Regions from separate parts of the Mus musculus genome. Here region 1 is linked to region 2. A link is a loop called in an ENCODE intact Hi-C map of the cell type or tissue named here. Cell type or tissue: gastrocnemius. All regions are shown on one strand. Region 1 overlaps Gm8439 (predicted gene 8439). Region 2 holds the start of Cited4 (Cbp/p300-interacting transactivator, with Glu/Asp-rich carboxy-terminal domain, 4).

Region 1 (8,000 bases), 57 kb after region 2:
GGCCTATCCAGGATCACACTGCAGCCTTCCTTATTTACTGACCTTGTCTCCCTCCTTCCAAACGCTAAGATGCTATCTCTGGTGGTGGACTTCGCCACTTAGAGGGTTCAGGTTCAGATTTCTCAGCGACTTGCTTAGTACCAGCTGTGGAGCCAGGCAGAGGCAACCTGATTCATCTTCAGTGCCCTTCCATAAGGTCTGGCTTATGGCCACTTTTACAGATGGGTATTCTGAGTGACTTCATGTCTAAAGAGTCGTGGGGATGGAATTGGAGTAGAAATTGTATGACCCTGGAGCCTAGCTCTGTTAACATTTTTTTTAAATAAGAAATTATATCATTTCCCCCCTTCAACCCTTCCCTCTTGTTCTAAAATTAATGTCCTCTTTTTTCTTTAATTGTTCACACACACACACACACACACACACACACACAGAGAGAGAGAGAGAGAGAGAGAAGGGGGGTATGCCCCATCATGCCCAGGTTATTCAATGCTGGGGACTAAATCCAGGGTTTCATGCGTGTTAAAGTAATTACCAAATGAGCTATGCCCCCAGCTTGCCCGCCCAATCTTAATGACCTGGAGTCACCTCCTTCTTTAGGCATGAGACTCTGGTCCTCAGATGCCCCGGCCTGACCCCAATCTTCTCCACCTTCTCTTCTATGGGACACTCCGCTTTTACACATTATCAAAGCAGACATTTCGCCTTCTGTTCCTTCCTGCCTGTGTCGTACCAGAGTAAAAGAGCACAGCCATGGCAGCCAGCTTGGGACAAGGCCATGCAAGAGTAGACACTGCCTTCCCCTTTCACGATGGGTTCCTGCCACGGGGCTCCAGAAGGAGAGCCAGGAGTCATCAAGCAGAAAGAACCAAGGCCCAGTGCTCATCAGAGTTGTGCACTGTAACTACCGCTGTTTCCCTGATGAATGTCGTGGGTGGGAATGACGTCTCAGAGTGAGAAGTGTCACAAAGGCCTTTGCTCTGGGCTCTCTTGCACCAGTCAGTTTTAAACTTTTTCTTTTGGGTTTAGTTCGGTATGTCAACGGCAATAACAGCCAACAGCAGCTGCTCTATCATCCAGCAAACTGAAACCGTCTCTCATCTTTCTGCTGACACCCTGAGGATGCCATTGTGAGTCTAAGACGGGTGAAGCAGTGTGCTAGAGGTCATCCAGATGGTTCTCCACGCCTGGCAAGCCCTAGCTCCCAGGCTAGTGGGCACCCAAGGCCTTGATCTCTACTAGCTCTGCCACCAGGTGTTGGGCTGCTTGATCACAGGCGGCAGGTGGGTAGAGGGACTTAGGAACCCCAACCCCTTAGAGAGAGTACAGTGCTGGGTCTGCTGTGCATCTCTGCTCACATTGCTTGCCCTCTCTGTGTTATCATGGCATCAACTGTGTAATGGAGTGATAAGTCCCCTCTCTTGGGCCTGCCCTGACAAGGATGCACAGTGATGTTTGTGTACATGCTTTGAACCTACAGTATATTATTATCTATTCCTGGAACTGTAGGAGAACCAGAAACCATGGGGGGGGGATGCTGGGATGGGCCTGCTCTAGGTAGAGAGAGGCAAAGTGAACCTATTGCCTAGCCGAGCTCACATGACAGGAGACCTGCTAAGTAGGTCAGCTTGCGGCAGGAAGAGCTATTCTGGGATCTGCTTGTCAGCGCAGTGCAGGGGCTGCGAGCAAAGCCTGGCTATTTCAGGGCCGCCAGAGAACAATGCTCAACAACTTTCACTTGGATCCTGGCCCTGCCTTTGTGGCTTGGGCCTGAGAGGCCAGAAGGCCCTCATGAACTCAGGGCCAGGGCTCTTCGTGAGTACTCTAAGATAGAGGTGAAGACATAAGGAGCATCCCTGCATAGCTTTCCGTCTCCTAGGTACCACTGCCCAAGAACTGTGGGTAAGGACAGCAAGGTTCTGGGCTTGCATTTCCCACTGATGGGAGGTTGAATGACTTCCCTACAACCTAGCGACTGCTTGCATAGGCCTGGCTTCCTCTTGTAAATGTGTGTGTGTGTGTGTGTGTGTGTGTGTGTGTGTGTGTGTGTGTATGCGCGTGTGCACCATATGGTAGATATATAATGTGTGTGTGTATAGTATGTGTGTATAGTGTATATGTATGGTATATTGTGTATATGGTAGTTATGAGTGTGTGGATACATATGGTCTTTATGTATAGGGCATATAGATGGTATGTGTGTATGAAGTGTTATGTGGTATGTTGTGTATATGTGATATGTGGTATGTTGTGTATATGTAATATGTGAATGATATGTCATATGTATCCATACATAGTATGTTTATGTCTGGTGACATGTGTGTGATATACAGTATGGGTATATGATGTGATATGTATGTGATGTATGATATGTACACATATCAATATAATGTGTGTATTGTGTATGTTATGTAGTACCCTTTTGGGTGTGTGTGTAGGTGACTGTTTATGTGTGTGTGATGTGTATGTGTCATGTGACAGTGTTTGTGTCCTAGCAATGTTTTATTTACTTTTTTATTTTGAGACAAGGTCTCACTAATGTAACTGTGGTTGGCCTAGAATCCACTATGTAGATCAAGCTGACCTTGAGTTCATAGAGATCCACCGCCTCTCTAGGGCTGGGATTAAAAGTGTGCACTATCATACCCTAGCCGTGTTTCAGGATTCATGAGATATTAATAGTATCATGCACAGGTCTGGTCTAGGCAAGTGCTCACAGACGCCTGTACCCACTTGAGCTTCTAGGACCTTCCAGGCCATGACAGTAACTGTGAGGAGGACAGAAGCACTTGGTGTGCTGTAGTATAAAACAGCCGTGGTAGAGCAGGCTTCACTGGGATAGCTGGGTTTTAGCCTGGTACTCAGAAAACTGTCTCATCTGGGCAGGACGGGACACATCTGTGGCCTCCTCTCCCATACCATCCCCCCCACCCCCCACCACCACCCTCCGGCAGTGAGATTGGAGGCAGGAAACTGCTGAGAGTGAGGGGTATTCTCTGAACAAAAACAAAACAGAACAAAAATGAAGAGTCCCTTCAGGCACACAATGACCTTGAGGTCAGCCTGACCACAGGAGACTGGCTCAGCTCCTCCCTGTTCCTGCAGGCAGGTGGCCTCGGGTTGCTGTGTCTGCACAATGCTCCAGCGAGAAGTGAGACAATTAACACTACGCCTGATGGAGCTATTATTGTTACCTTATCTAATCCTAACAGCAACCCTGAGATGAAAAACAGTTAGGACCCATTTTACAGACAAGAAAATGAGAGCTCAGCAGGTGAAGAAATGTATTCATGGTCTCCTAGGTGAGAAAAAATTTTACTAAGATTTAAGTCCAGTTTGATGCTAAGATTGTTGTTTTAACCCCCACTCACTATGCCTGGTGTGTGTGTGTGTGTGTGTGTGTGTGTGTGTGTGTGTGCGCGCGCGCGCGCGCGTGCGTGCGTGTGGGGGGGGGCACGTGTATGTGTGCTCAAGTGCAGATAGATGAGGAGTGTGGAGCACAGCGTGTTACACAGTTAGAGTGTAGCTGCTGCTTCTGCTGTACTGTTATTATCACACATATTGTCAGAAGTTAGCTGGAAATGGTAAAAGTTCAGCATGACTCATAAAAATAGAGAGTTTTCTAAGCTATTAGACAAATGCAACAATGTCATTCCCAAGTGAACTGTCGGAAAGAGGGGGCTAGCACCTGCAATCAGTTGCTGATAGAATTCCCTGAAATTATGAAACCTGGTGAAATGTACATATCAAGCCATAAGGCAGTGGTTATATAAATTATGGTTCATGTCTTTGCTGGAAAATTACACACCCACTTAGAAAAACGACAATATGACTGAACATGGAAAATGTTTATTATATAATTACTATTACAGAAAAGATGCTGGATATAAAATTCTAATTTTGTTCTAATTACACCTCCATTAAAAATATCTTCTGCATGTCACAAAGAGCTGAGAGGGAATATGTAGACATTTGGTGTGTTAAATGTTGGAATTGAAGGTTTCTCCTTTTGTAATTGATTCAATAATTCAACCATAATTTATTGAGAACTTACTAAGTGTCAGCCATCAAGTTAGGGATAATTATTAGTGTGGGTTATATTGGGCTGCAGGAAAAGAAGGTTTTATTGCTCCCTGAAAGCAGCTCCAAGCTGATGTGATGTTTTTAGGGTACCAAGGCCCTCTGCTCTCTACTGGATACCTCTGGTGTGCGACACCCACATTCTTGATGGGCAGGGCATGCCCCTTCCTGGGAAAAGTCTAAGGGAAGGTTGTGTGTATGGTGCCACCTGTATACCAATACCCCAGTCACAACTTGGTTATGTAGTCACCCCTGCTGCAAGGTAGATCAGGACACTCCATTTCTCTAGCCATGCATAAGAATAGGGCTTTGTTGATCTAGGAGAGAGAGGACAGCAATGGGGTACCACAGTGATTGTTGTGTGACTTCCTGGGAGAGAAGTGAACAAAGGTCTGCTCACCTGGAAAGAACACTGATACAAAGAAGCCCTTTCACTCAAGTCCGATTACTGAAGCGATGAGTTCATTGGGGTTTGTATGGGAGCTGGAGTGAGGACTTACTTATAGAAGCATGGCCAACTGGAGCCCACCCCAGCACGGTGCAGCTCACACAGGCTGTATCTCTAGAGCTCCCTGCCTGACACACAGCTCCACCAAAGACAGCCTCTTCCTGCCACTCAGCAGCCGCCTAGTACTTAGGTAGCCACCATGCACATAGAGCTGCAATGCCTAGTGCACGCGCATAAAGCCTCAGTGCCTAGTGCATAGAGCTGGCAACACCTTGAGTTTCCTTTGCCTGATAAGTTTCATGAATTTTTTACAAAATTATTATAGCTAGGCAGTGATGGTGCATGCCATTAATCCCAGCACTTGGGAGGCAGTGGCAGGCAGATCTTTGTGAGTTCGAGGCCAGCCTGGTTTAAAGAGCGAGTTCTTGGACAGCCAGAGTTATTACACAGAGAAACTCTGTCTCAAAAATAAAAATTATTTTGGTGTGTGTGTTTGTACATGCATGTTCATGTGTGTGTGTGTGTGTGTGTGCGTGTGTGTGCACGCATGTGCGCACATGCATGTGAGTGTGGATGTGAGTGTTTACTACAGGCATGTGAGTAGCTTAGTTTGGAAATCAGACAATAATTTTGGGAGTGGACATCAGTTCCACTGTGGGCTCCAGGTCATTAGCTTTATGTGATCTAACCCACTAAGCCCAGGTTAGCTCGATTATGATGCTCCCTCTTACTCCAAGAGAGAGTATATCAGTTTGGAGCTATACAACACAAGAGCCCAGCATGGAGGAGAGACTTTGTACTTCAAGGAGTAACTGTGGACCACCTCTGGAGTGCTGTGCTGGGGTTGTGGGATCCCAGGGGATGGGGTGATGAACTCTGCCTGAAGGGTCTAGCCTTACCACCTTTGGGGAGGTTCCGCCTCTAAGGAGGGTTACCATGATGGAGCCCCTCCTACCCTGCTCCTACCAGGTGGCACCAAGCTCTTTATAGGGCCTCATGTGGGCAGGGGTGAGGGGTCCTCTTGACCCAAGCTGGGACTGGCCAGTGCTTCTAGGAGCTGAACAGAGTGGCAGCTTTTAGAGCCATGTTCTGACTGGCCATACTGACTGTCAATCCGATTCCCCACCTTCTGTCTACCTGTTGTGCTCTAAGGAATCCATAGCTAGCATTCCACTCCCCACCATCTATTTTTGGCTTGAGGTAGCTAGAGAGACCAAAATAAACTGAGCTAATTCAGGGGTCGAGGTACGTTAACAAGGGCCATAGCTTTGATTTTCCCAGTGTGATGAGCTGAGAAGTCAGGAGGGTTTGAAGGAGGACAAGGCAGGGTTTCCAGGCAGGGAGTCAGCAGTGTATAGATCTGGAAATCTTTTATTTCTGTGAGTGGTTTATTGATTGTACAACAAAAATGACCACCAAGAGGAGAAAATACTTAACAAGGCATTAGAGGAAGGGAGCTAGAGGCTGATGAGGCTCCTGGGGGAAGGGCTTGAAGGCCTGCCATCCAACAAGAAGCTTGGCTGTGTGGTCCTGGGCACAACGGCAACCTCTCTGGACTGGTATCTTCAATTCAATGAGAAGATTTAAGTGAATTAAAAACCACAGCCAGATGTAGCGGTGAACATCTATAATCTCAACACTTGAGAGGTAGAGGCTGGAGAATCAGGAGATGAAAGTTATCTTTGGCCATTGAGTTCCTAGATAGCTTGGGTTATATAAGACTGCCTCGCCGGGCAGTGGTGGCAACACATCTTTAATCCCAGCACTTGGGAGGCAGAAGCAGGTGGATTTCTGAGTTTGAGGCCAGCCTGGTCTACAGAGTGAGTTCCGGACAGCCAGGGCTACACAGAGAAACCCTGTCTCAAAAAAACAGAAAGAAAGAAAAAAAAAAGACTCTGTCTCACACAAACAACACACACACAAGAACACCACTAACCACCACCACCACCACCACCAGGTGCACACCTTTCATCTCAGCACTTGGAAGGCAAAGGAAAGCAGAGCTCTGTGAGTTCAAAGCCAACCTGATCTACATAGTGAGTTCCAGGCCAGCCAGGGTCACATAGGGAGTCTCTGTTCTGAAAAAACAAACGAAAGCATACTCCAAACAAAGCAAACCTTAGGGAGACCTTACTTAGGGGAACTTTAATATGCTGCTCTCTCCAGGCCTGGCTCACCCTCATGTCACACTGACCCCCAATTCTATCATGATTTCCCTGTAATCTGACACTGGCAGCTCTCAGAGGTTCCCAGAAATGGGATGTCTGTGTTTGCATTTTCTCCCACTAGTCTGTCCCTGCATACTGAGCTCCTGGAGGCTGCCTCCTCACCAGCTTCCCAGCCATTATCTCTGCCTTCTTCCTCTTGTTATCTACGGAACAGATAGCATGACTGATAGTTATAAAAAAAAAATTCATAACAAGTGACCAAAGGCAATCTGAAAAGGGACCCGCATCAGTCACTGTCCTGTTGCTGGGGCCAAACACCACGACCAGAGCAACTTAGAGAAGAGAGTTTATTTTAGCTTACAGTGTGTGATGGCTAAGAGTCCACCATGGTAGGGAAGTGTAGCAGCAAGAGAGGCACTGACATGGAGGCTAGAGGGGGAAGCTGGAAGATCACATCTTTTGCTTCAGACATGAAACAGAGAGCAAGCACACAAACTGGACGTGAGACACAGCTGTAAACCCTCATCCTCGGTGATATACTTCCTCCAGCAAGGCTGCACCTCCTAAACTTCTGCAAGTAGTGCACCAGCCTCGGATGAAGCTCTCTAATGCCTGAGTCTACGGGCTAGGTGTTGCTTTTTCTTCAGACCATCACAATCCCTCTTTGATCCCAACTATTGGTTATTCCAGAAAAAGCAAAAAATGATGGTGCCAGTTAAAGGGTCAGCAGTTGCCATGGAGCTCAAGGAGAAATGATAGAACACAGGAAGTCTGGAGCGCAGTGAAACTTCCTGTCTCGAAGTGTGGCTTGGGAGACCCATGTCCTACAGGCGCAGAACCCATGTACGGCACAAACTATGGGCTGCAGTCAATTAGATCCTGCTGGGAGTAATGTGCCACACCAGTGCAAGGCACTGAAATAGGATGTGTGTGTGTGTGTGTGTGTGTGTGTGTGTGTGTGTGTGTCTGGTGTATCTGGTGTGTCTGTGTGCCTATGTGTGTGTAAAAGTCAAAGATAATGATAGGTGATAGAAAGGTAGATAGATAGGTAGACAAATAATAGATAGATGATAGACAGACAAACAAATATGAGAGTACATTTGTAAGAGAAAGTGGATGGTTTGGTGTGAAAGGCAACTCTGTATTTCACATCAAATTTTTCCACAAACATAAAACTTCCCTGGAAATGGAGTCTAATGCATGCCAGCTCACATTTCTCTGGAAACCCTCCCTGCTTGCCACTGCACCCATTGCTCAGGGAGTCTCCGTGTGACGACTGCACGCTGGCTCCACACTGGGAATCC
Region 2 (8,000 bases):
TTTGTTTGAGACAGGGTCTCATGTAGCCCAGGCTGGCATTGAACTCAGTGAGCAGTCTAGGCTGGCCTTGAACTCCTGCTCCTCCTGCTTCCAGCAGTCACGTACTGGGATTACAGGCATGTGCTATCACATCCTTACTAAAAACTCTTAACTTTCCAGACTCCATGCTGCTCAGCAGGGGCTGCTGGGAGTCCTCCATGTGTGACTCTTGTCCTGTGCTTCAGCTGACCTTAAATCCCGAAGTGTACAGCACCCCCACCCCCACCCCAAATCAGCAGAGGGCAGCAGCTGTGACTGTCCATCCTCAACCTTACCCTAGCACTGTACCAATTTAAAAAAATTATTTCTTTATTTATTCTTATGTGCATGGGTGTTTGGCTTGCGTGAATGACTGTATACCATATGTATGTAGCATCCCTGGAGGTGAGAAGAAGGCATCAGAGATGGAGTAACAGACCATTGTGTGCCTCCATGTGGTTGCTGGGAATTGAACTCAAGTCCTCTGGAAGAGCAGCCAGTGCCTTACCTCCTTTGCCATCTCTCCGGCCCCTCACTGCACCAACTACAACGTCTTCTCAGGACCCAGCTCATCTGAGTCCTCCTAACATGCACCTTTATTGTCGGTGTAACTCTTCTCTTATATGGAGAAAGAAAACCAAGTCCTTGGGAGCTTCAGTCACCTCTGCATCTCACAGGCACAGAGCGGCAAGCTCGGGCTGGGACTCTGTTCTTTCACTTATATTCAGTTCCTTCCCCAGACTCATCGTGGGTATGGGCAGGCCCTGCAGAGCTAGGGTGTGCCTTGGACTAATTCACTGTGCCCCAGTTTCTTGACCTCTGAAATAGAGTCAAACTACCGGGAAGAACTCCTGACGGGGTGGGTGGATACTGAAGCAGGAGCTGGAAGAGAATGAGTGTCTGCTGCTGGCCCTCCTCGTGAGTCTCCATCAATGCTGCACACAGTAGGAACGCTGGAGCCAGCACTCGTTAGGTGCTGACAGTGTCTTTTAGTTGGCACTAATCCTGACCCAGCGCTTGCAGCATCAACACGGCTGAGTGAAGAGTTAGACGAGGGTGGATTAAGGAACTCATGAGGATCACCCAGGAGTCAGCTAAACCGCGGAAGCTGCCTGGGAAAAGGCTGATTATCAGGCTGCTCACTAATTTATTCAGCAATGCTTGCTGAGCTCTTAGCTGAACTGGAACAGGGACAACCAGGATGGGATGGCAGCGCTGTTAGCGAGAATCAACAGCGTACCGTAGACATTCAGTTGTTCTTCTGTTCTCCAATAAGGAAGATGACACTCGGGGACCAAGGGGTCGCCGATGACACATGTGCACTGTAACTGTGAGGAGACACTTGTAGGACCCTGGTGTTTGTGGAGGGCACTCAGTTCCCCTTTGTGGAACTGTTGCCCTAACAGGGAAGTAGCAGCCTTTCCCCGAAGTCCCTTTGGGCATGTGGCTCATCTGTAGAGGGATGCCCTACCCAGCCAGGGCCATGCCAACTCTAGAGCAGCCTGCAATTCCATGACTGATGGGACAGAAGCAGGGAGGAGTGTACTGGTCTAACCTGGATCAACTCTAGCTTCAGAGTTCTGCACAGGGCTGGCTGACTCTTGCTGGGTTGGCTACGTGACTTAGGTTCCTTTGGGCTTCCTCCTATCCTCTGTGAATGTAGACTCTGAAGACAACAATCTCCTGTGAATAGAATATCTTCTTGGAGCCTGCTTCCTGGGGAACCCAGCTTACAGCTGTCTCACTGTCATACTGACCCTGCTGGGTAGCTAGAGCAGCCTCCTTAAACACTGCATTGACTTCAACTTTTCACGTGTGTGTTTGCATGTATCTGCACCATGTGAGGCCAGAAGAGGGTGCTGGAGCCTCTGGAGCTGGAGTTAGGTAATTGTGAGCCTCCTGATGTGGGTGCTGGGAACTCTGGTCTTCAGAAAGAGAAGCAAGCACTCTTAGCCATTGAGCGGTCTTTCTGGTCCTTTTCTTGTTTTGTTTTGTTTTGTTTTGTTTTGTTTTGTTTTGTTTTGTTTTTGAGATAGGCTCTCTCATATATTCTACACTGGCCTTAACCTCAGTATGTAGCCAAGGTTGTCCTTGAACTCCTGATCTCCTTGCTTCTACCCCCCCCCCCCATCAAGTGCTGGGACTTTGAAGCTTGCCTTAACCTCCATAGCAGAGAAGTTCTATTAGTAGAAAGACACAAGGTTTGAGTGATAAAAGATAAATAAAAATAAAGAATGTTGTCCTAGGGATGATGATGATGATAAGGCATGCTTTGTCTGTGCCCCAACTGAGTTCCCAGTCTCTAGGGAGACTGAATTTAAAGATCTCAGCAGACACTGCCCAGGCAGGAGACTGAGGTCCTCAGGACAGAAGGGCAGCAGGCTGCTTTAAGAGGCCGGCTCTCAGGACGAGGTGAAAGACACCACAGGAAGTCACGTGCTAAGAACCATCGGTCAGGGGACTTTGTCTGAGGTCAGGCAGCTCCTGAGAATGTTCTAGAACTGGTTATGTGGTAAAGAGACTCTGAGTTCATTTCTTTTTCACCTGCAGCTATCGGGCCAGGGCCTGGTGAGCTGTTCTAGTCTTATCTTCTCTGCCCATCTGTCTGCTGACCAGCTTGTCAGTGGTCCCTCTTGGGAGGGTGACAGGCATTTTGATTGTTTTGGTTTTGGTGCTGGGAATTAAAGCCAGGACCTTGTACATGCCAGCAGGATCTCTACCTTAAATCTGTATTTAGCACCCTCTCCCCCACTTTTTTCTCTTTTGAGACAGGAATCTTACTAAGGGGTCCAGGTTACTAATCTTATAGGTTAGTCTAGAACTCACTCTGCAGTGCAGGCTGACTTCGAACTCAGCTTCCTCAATGTCAGATTACAGGTGTGGGTCACCACGCATGGCTTGGTGCGGTGGTCTTGCATTCCCTCCTACTTGGTAGTTAAACTACCCACTTATTAATTCATCCTGAGCTGCTTCCTCACTTACAGAGAGGGTAATTGCCTTGTAAAGTAACAGAGCAAAAACTTTAGCCTCTTTTTATTGGTGGAGAAACCAAGGCCCGCAGAAAAGGCAGTCAAGGTAGTGTCTAGCCCAGGGCCAAACCTTTCCAATTGAATTCTGGTCCGGCGAGCCTGGGCAATGCTGGAGCAAACACAGAGCACTCTTAGCTCAAAGGTCTGTCCAGAGGACTCTTTCCATCTGTCCCAGAAGGCCCTGGGATCTAAGAGTAGAGCTTCATTCATCTACAGAACACTTCCTATCACCCACTCTCGCCCATGTTGCAGGTGTTAGAGCTGGTGCCCTCACAGTATACCCTGGGATAACTCACAGCTGCTGGGGTCACATGCAGGAGCACTGGTCACTAGAGCAAAGGCCAATGATGTGGAGACAAAGGGCTCAGTGCAATGACCTTGCTCTCTAGTCTCTGGAATTTACTGTCTCCTAGAGAATGCACCGCTGCCTGTCCCTGGCATTATGGAAGCCTGTCTGACTAGGTCTCTTTCTCCTGGCCTTCAGCCTGTCTTCCAGCCTTTCTCCCACACAGTAGGGGATCTTTCCAGAGTTGACAGCAGAGGGTGCACTAGAGATCTGGACTTGAAGGTCAAATCTTGCCAGGCTTGGGCTGGCGCCACACCCCTTGTCTGTGGAATGAGGACTGAGCTGGTCACATAAAGTTGCCATGAAACCATTAGATCTTCCCAGTCTGTTCCAGATGCTCCTTGTCCTTTCCCAGAGTCCACGAACTGGTATACGGCCCTCCCTTTAGTCAAGGCCTGTCCTGTTCCTCAAGACAGTTGTCATTCCATATTGTTGATCCCATCAAATGTACCTCCCTGAAGCTGAAATGACCTCCACCCCAACTAGCTGAACCTATTCCACCTGTTTTCTGGACAAGTCCCTTCCATGTTCCAAGAACAGTCTGTTTCCAGGTCTGTCCCTATGATTCCTTATGCACCAACGCTCAGAACAAACATCTCTATAGTTTCCGGAGGTGACTAAGAGTCTGACAGTGTGCTATAGTCATTACATGGATGAAGTATGAAGTATGTGTGAAGTATGTATGGTTCAGTCTCTATCAACACACACACACACACACACACACACACACACACCGCTATAAAAGTATCACAACCATATCCTTCCAAAGAAACCAAAAGGGCAGTGTCGTGGGCAAGTGAGATAGTCTCTGTTCAAAGCTAGGGCTGCCTGGATCTTCAGGGGACCCCCCCCCCCCAGTTCCTGGAGTCCTAGTGGCTAGGAAATCAAACGGATTAAGCTGTTAACTGGCCAGGCAGCAGCCTGGACCCCTCAGGTTATGTCATGACAATTGCACAACTCTCAAGACATTTTCAAAAGAAACTATCAGGTCTCTTGTCCTTTGGGCTGTTGAGGTTGCGAGCCTCAGTTTCACTTTGGGACTCTAACAGCCTCAGACTTTTTGCAAGTTACAGGTACTTGAGGGTGGGGATGAAAAGGAAATGGAAACTCAAAATTGTAAAGCAACCCAGTTTTATTTTGGTTTTAGAGGCCAGCGGGAGCATGGCTCCACTCTGCAGGGGTTAGGTGTAAAATCCTTCCCTCCCCCGGGCCAGGGGCCCAGGGAAGGTAGGGGGTACGGAGAGATGGCTCCCTAGACCCAATCCGGTTAGTAGGCTGCTCGAGAAGGAAGGTCAGGCAGAGGCCTGTAATGGCTCAGATTGGGGCAAGGCGGCGGAAAGAGGGCACAGAATCCAAGAACGTGGAATCCGAAGGCTGGTTCAGTTCCCTCCATTAGACCGCTGAGGCTTGGGTATGAGAAGCGAGACCCAACTGTCATCTGGCAGGAGGCAGAGCCTGGAGGCAAGGCAGGTGTTCTCGGCTGGAGCCGTCTCGGCACGAAAACCAGGCGCCTCCACCCTCACGGAGGGTGTGTGGGAGCCGGGCCACCGGGCGCAAGGTCCCGTGTCTCTGGGTGGTGGCTCTCAACAGCTCACCGAGCCGGCGGCCGGCGCTGACCCCAGGTCTGAGAAGCAATCGAACTCGCTCTGGCCGAGGAAGAGCTCCGGCAGCTCGCGTACGCGGTGCAACCCGAGCTCGAGTTCCAGCGACGTCAGCGCCTCTTCGTCGATGAGCTCGGTGTCCATGCAGCCCAGGGCGGGTGGCGGCGGCGGCGGCGGCAACGAGGCTGCGGCTCCGGGCGCCGGCTGCAGAGGTGAGGGCCCTCCAGCGGCTGCCGGGGGCGCCGGGATGCGGCCCGGGGACGGTGTGGCTGCAGACTGCAGGTGCGTGCTACCGGCGCCCGGCGACTGCGAGACGGGGAAGGGCTGGAAAGAGACCGGCGACCCGAAGGAGCCGTATGCCAGGGTCCCGGGTGGCGGCGGCGGTCCCAGCGGAGCCCCCCGCGGCCGCAGACCGCTGTCCATGCCCGGGCCTGCGTATGGCTGCAGAGTCCGGGGAGCGTGCGGGCCGTGGGTGTGCGGCGGCACCTGTAGCAGGCAGTAGCCCTCGGCGAGCATCAGGTGGTCGGCCATAGCAGCTGGCGGACAGTCAGGGCACGCCCCGGGTCTCGGCCAGCGGCTCCTCTTGGGCGGGAGACCCGGGCACTGTGCAGTCCCTGCAACTCAACCAGGCAGAGGAAGAATAAATCGGATTCGTTCACTGTCTCACCCGGGTCTCCCGGATCTCCTCTCTTCTGCGCTGCCCACAGCAGTAGTTGCAGGCCGCAAAAGAAACAGACAGCCCAAGGGTTCCCAGGCTTTCGCGCAGTGCCTTGAAGTCCGGAGATTTTTTATACCAAGAGGCGGGAACGCCACGCCCACTCTCTGTCATTGGCTGGATGAATCCCTTCTGGGCGGGTCGTGAACCTGTCCAAGAAGGTATTGGTCCCGCCCCCTACCAGAGCTCCGCCCTTTGGGCCTGCAAGGGCGTCCCAGGATGCAGGCACTTTGGTAGGGCTGGGTGGTTGACATTTTTCTGGGGCTTGGTCAGGCCTTCGAGGTACTGGTTAAGAGGGGGTATGGGAGTAGCTTGAATTTGCCAGATGAGGTGAGAGGGCCAGTTCCTGTAGTTTCAGGATCTTGGCGTCACTCAATTTACTATTTTTTCGGACTGAGCCTCAGAGGCAGGAGAGATTTCCTGGAAACACACAGTAAATAAAGCCTTTAAGATTCAAACCCGGAACTTTGTATTGCACTTCAGCGAAGTGCAATGTCCTTTGAAGAGGTCAGCTCTCTGTTCCTACAATCCCCAGGGAGCCAATTGCTCCTTCTCTCTGGTTCACACTGTGCTGTCTGTTGAAGCTTGTCCTGAGTTGTTATTAAAGTAATTTATGGGCATGTCTCCTGAAGGACTTGTTCATCTTCTTACCCTCAGCATTTGGCCCGCAGCCTGGTTCAGAGCTGGCTTTCTGTAAAAGTGGAATGAATGAGCAAATGATGGCGTGAATTGCAGCTCATTCACCAAACTGCGGCTTTCTCCTCCGTAGGATGCTGGCCAGAGTAGCAGAGACCACAAGCGCCTATGGTGAAAGTTAGCTGAGGCTCTGTGTGTGTGTGTGTGTGTGTGTGTGTGTGTGTGTGTGTGTGTATAGAGCCCTCCATAGTGCCTGGCACATACATATGTATTAAATGTTCTTTAATCTAGTGAAAGGTTGGCTATAAGGCTGGCTCTAATGATCACCCAATGGGGGATTTCCAAAGCTTCTTTGAATCACAATAATCCTAACTTGGAGCTTTAGAGTGCTCTACATTCTACAAGTGCCTTTCTGGGGTAGGGTATGAATTTTTAGCCCTATTTTGCAGATAAGAAGACTAAGGCACCAAAGGAAAATGAGGCTGTGCAGAGGCTGTATGCAAATAGTCATTCCTATATGCAACAAGCTCTTTGAGCCACAGGCATGCCGGGGACGGTTTCCTGGAGCCTGACTTACACATGTTGGCTTTCCCCTCCTCAGGCTCCCCTCCCCCCTGCAGCAGCCTCTGGCCTTCCTGGAACTTTGGTTTATCTAGCTGGTGTAGAGGGGAGAAGTTTAGCAGCCGAGTTCAGAGGCCCAAGTTCTAATCATAGCTCTGCCACCTGCAGGGGCGTTGGGTGGGGGCTGGGGGGGCATCACTTGATTCCATAGGGCCTCTGCTTTCTGCTGTGAAAGGAAGTTGGTGGTCCTAGTCTAGTATAATGAAAGCCTTGGGCTATCTCTTTTTCTCCAGATAGGGCTCCACACAGAAATTCTTAAACCTGACTGTTAGGGGGAACCCTAACCTTCTGACTCAGAAGGTTAACACTGAGATGTTTGTTTGTTTGTTTGTTTGTTTGTTTTAGGCAGAGCCTTGCTGTGTAACCCAGGCTGGTCTTGAAGCTGATATTATTGTCGTTCAGCCTTCCTAGTGCTTAGACTGTGGGTGGTTTGGAATCATAAGACTATGTTTTTAAAAAAAATCACCCTGACATAGCTGGTCTAAGGACACCATCGTTTGGCAGTGGTTACATCACAAGACAGTTTTGCTTTTAGAAAAAAGTGTGTGTGTGTGTGTGTGTGTGTGTGTGTGTGTGAATAATGCTTTAAAAAGTTATCTAATCTGGGGCTGGAGAAATGGCTCACCACTTAAGAGAGCTTGCTGTTCCTCCAGATGGCCTGAGTTTGGTTCCCACTGTTCATACTGGGCAGCTCACAACCACCTTTAATGCCAGCTTCAGATGATCCAATAGCTTCTTTTTACTTTTGTGGGTACCCACATACACATCTCACACAAACATACACAAATCAAAATTTAAAATAAGATTTTTGAAGTTCTTTAGCGCGTTTGGTGCATTAACTGACAACTAACAATTCACTGGGAGACGGTGGAGGAGCCTACTTCCATCAAGGGCTTGCTATACAAACTTGGGGGCTTGAGTTTGGATTCCCAACATCCACATAAAAAGCTGAGGTGTCCAGGGATCCACCCCATAATCAGCTTCCAAACGCTGACACCATTGCATACACTAGCAAGATTTTATCGAAAGGACCC

Evidence for each region. Peaks named below come from ENCODE experiments on the same cell type or tissue, not always from the same donor. Only the 100,000 strongest peaks of a DNase experiment are listed, where the experiment ranks them.
Region 1: it touches region 2 in a loop (9-fold over the local background); 12 of 42 quality-filtered maps call a loop at or near these places.

What each region holds. Positions count from the first base shown.
Region 1 is chr4:120,607,576-120,615,575 of GRCm38, reverse strand. It overlaps Gm8439 (predicted gene 8439), which reads right to left. Exons shown (of 3, transcript NM_001101603.1): 3 at 5,903-6,091. The coding sequence ends at 5,972. Among named protein-coding and RNA genes, the nearest start is that of Gm8439, 23 kb to the right of the region's middle. In gastrocnemius, no CTCF peak of the experiment used is centred here; DNase peaks (open chromatin) are centred at 1,263, 1,628 and 3,077; H3K4me3 peaks cover 2,640 bases; H3K27ac peaks cover 5,317 bases.
Region 2 is chr4:120,664,328-120,672,327 of GRCm38, reverse strand. Cited4 (Cbp/p300-interacting transactivator, with Glu/Asp-rich carboxy-terminal domain, 4) reads right to left here and starts at 5,765. Exons shown (of 1, transcript NM_019563.2): 1 at 4,508-5,765. The coding sequence starts at 5,525. The coding sequence ends at 4,977. In gastrocnemius, a CTCF peak has its summit at 3,566 (motif pointing right); DNase peaks (open chromatin) are centred at 5,064, 5,545, 5,818, 6,357 and 1 more place; H3K4me3 peaks cover 1,990 bases; H3K27ac peaks cover 2,170 bases.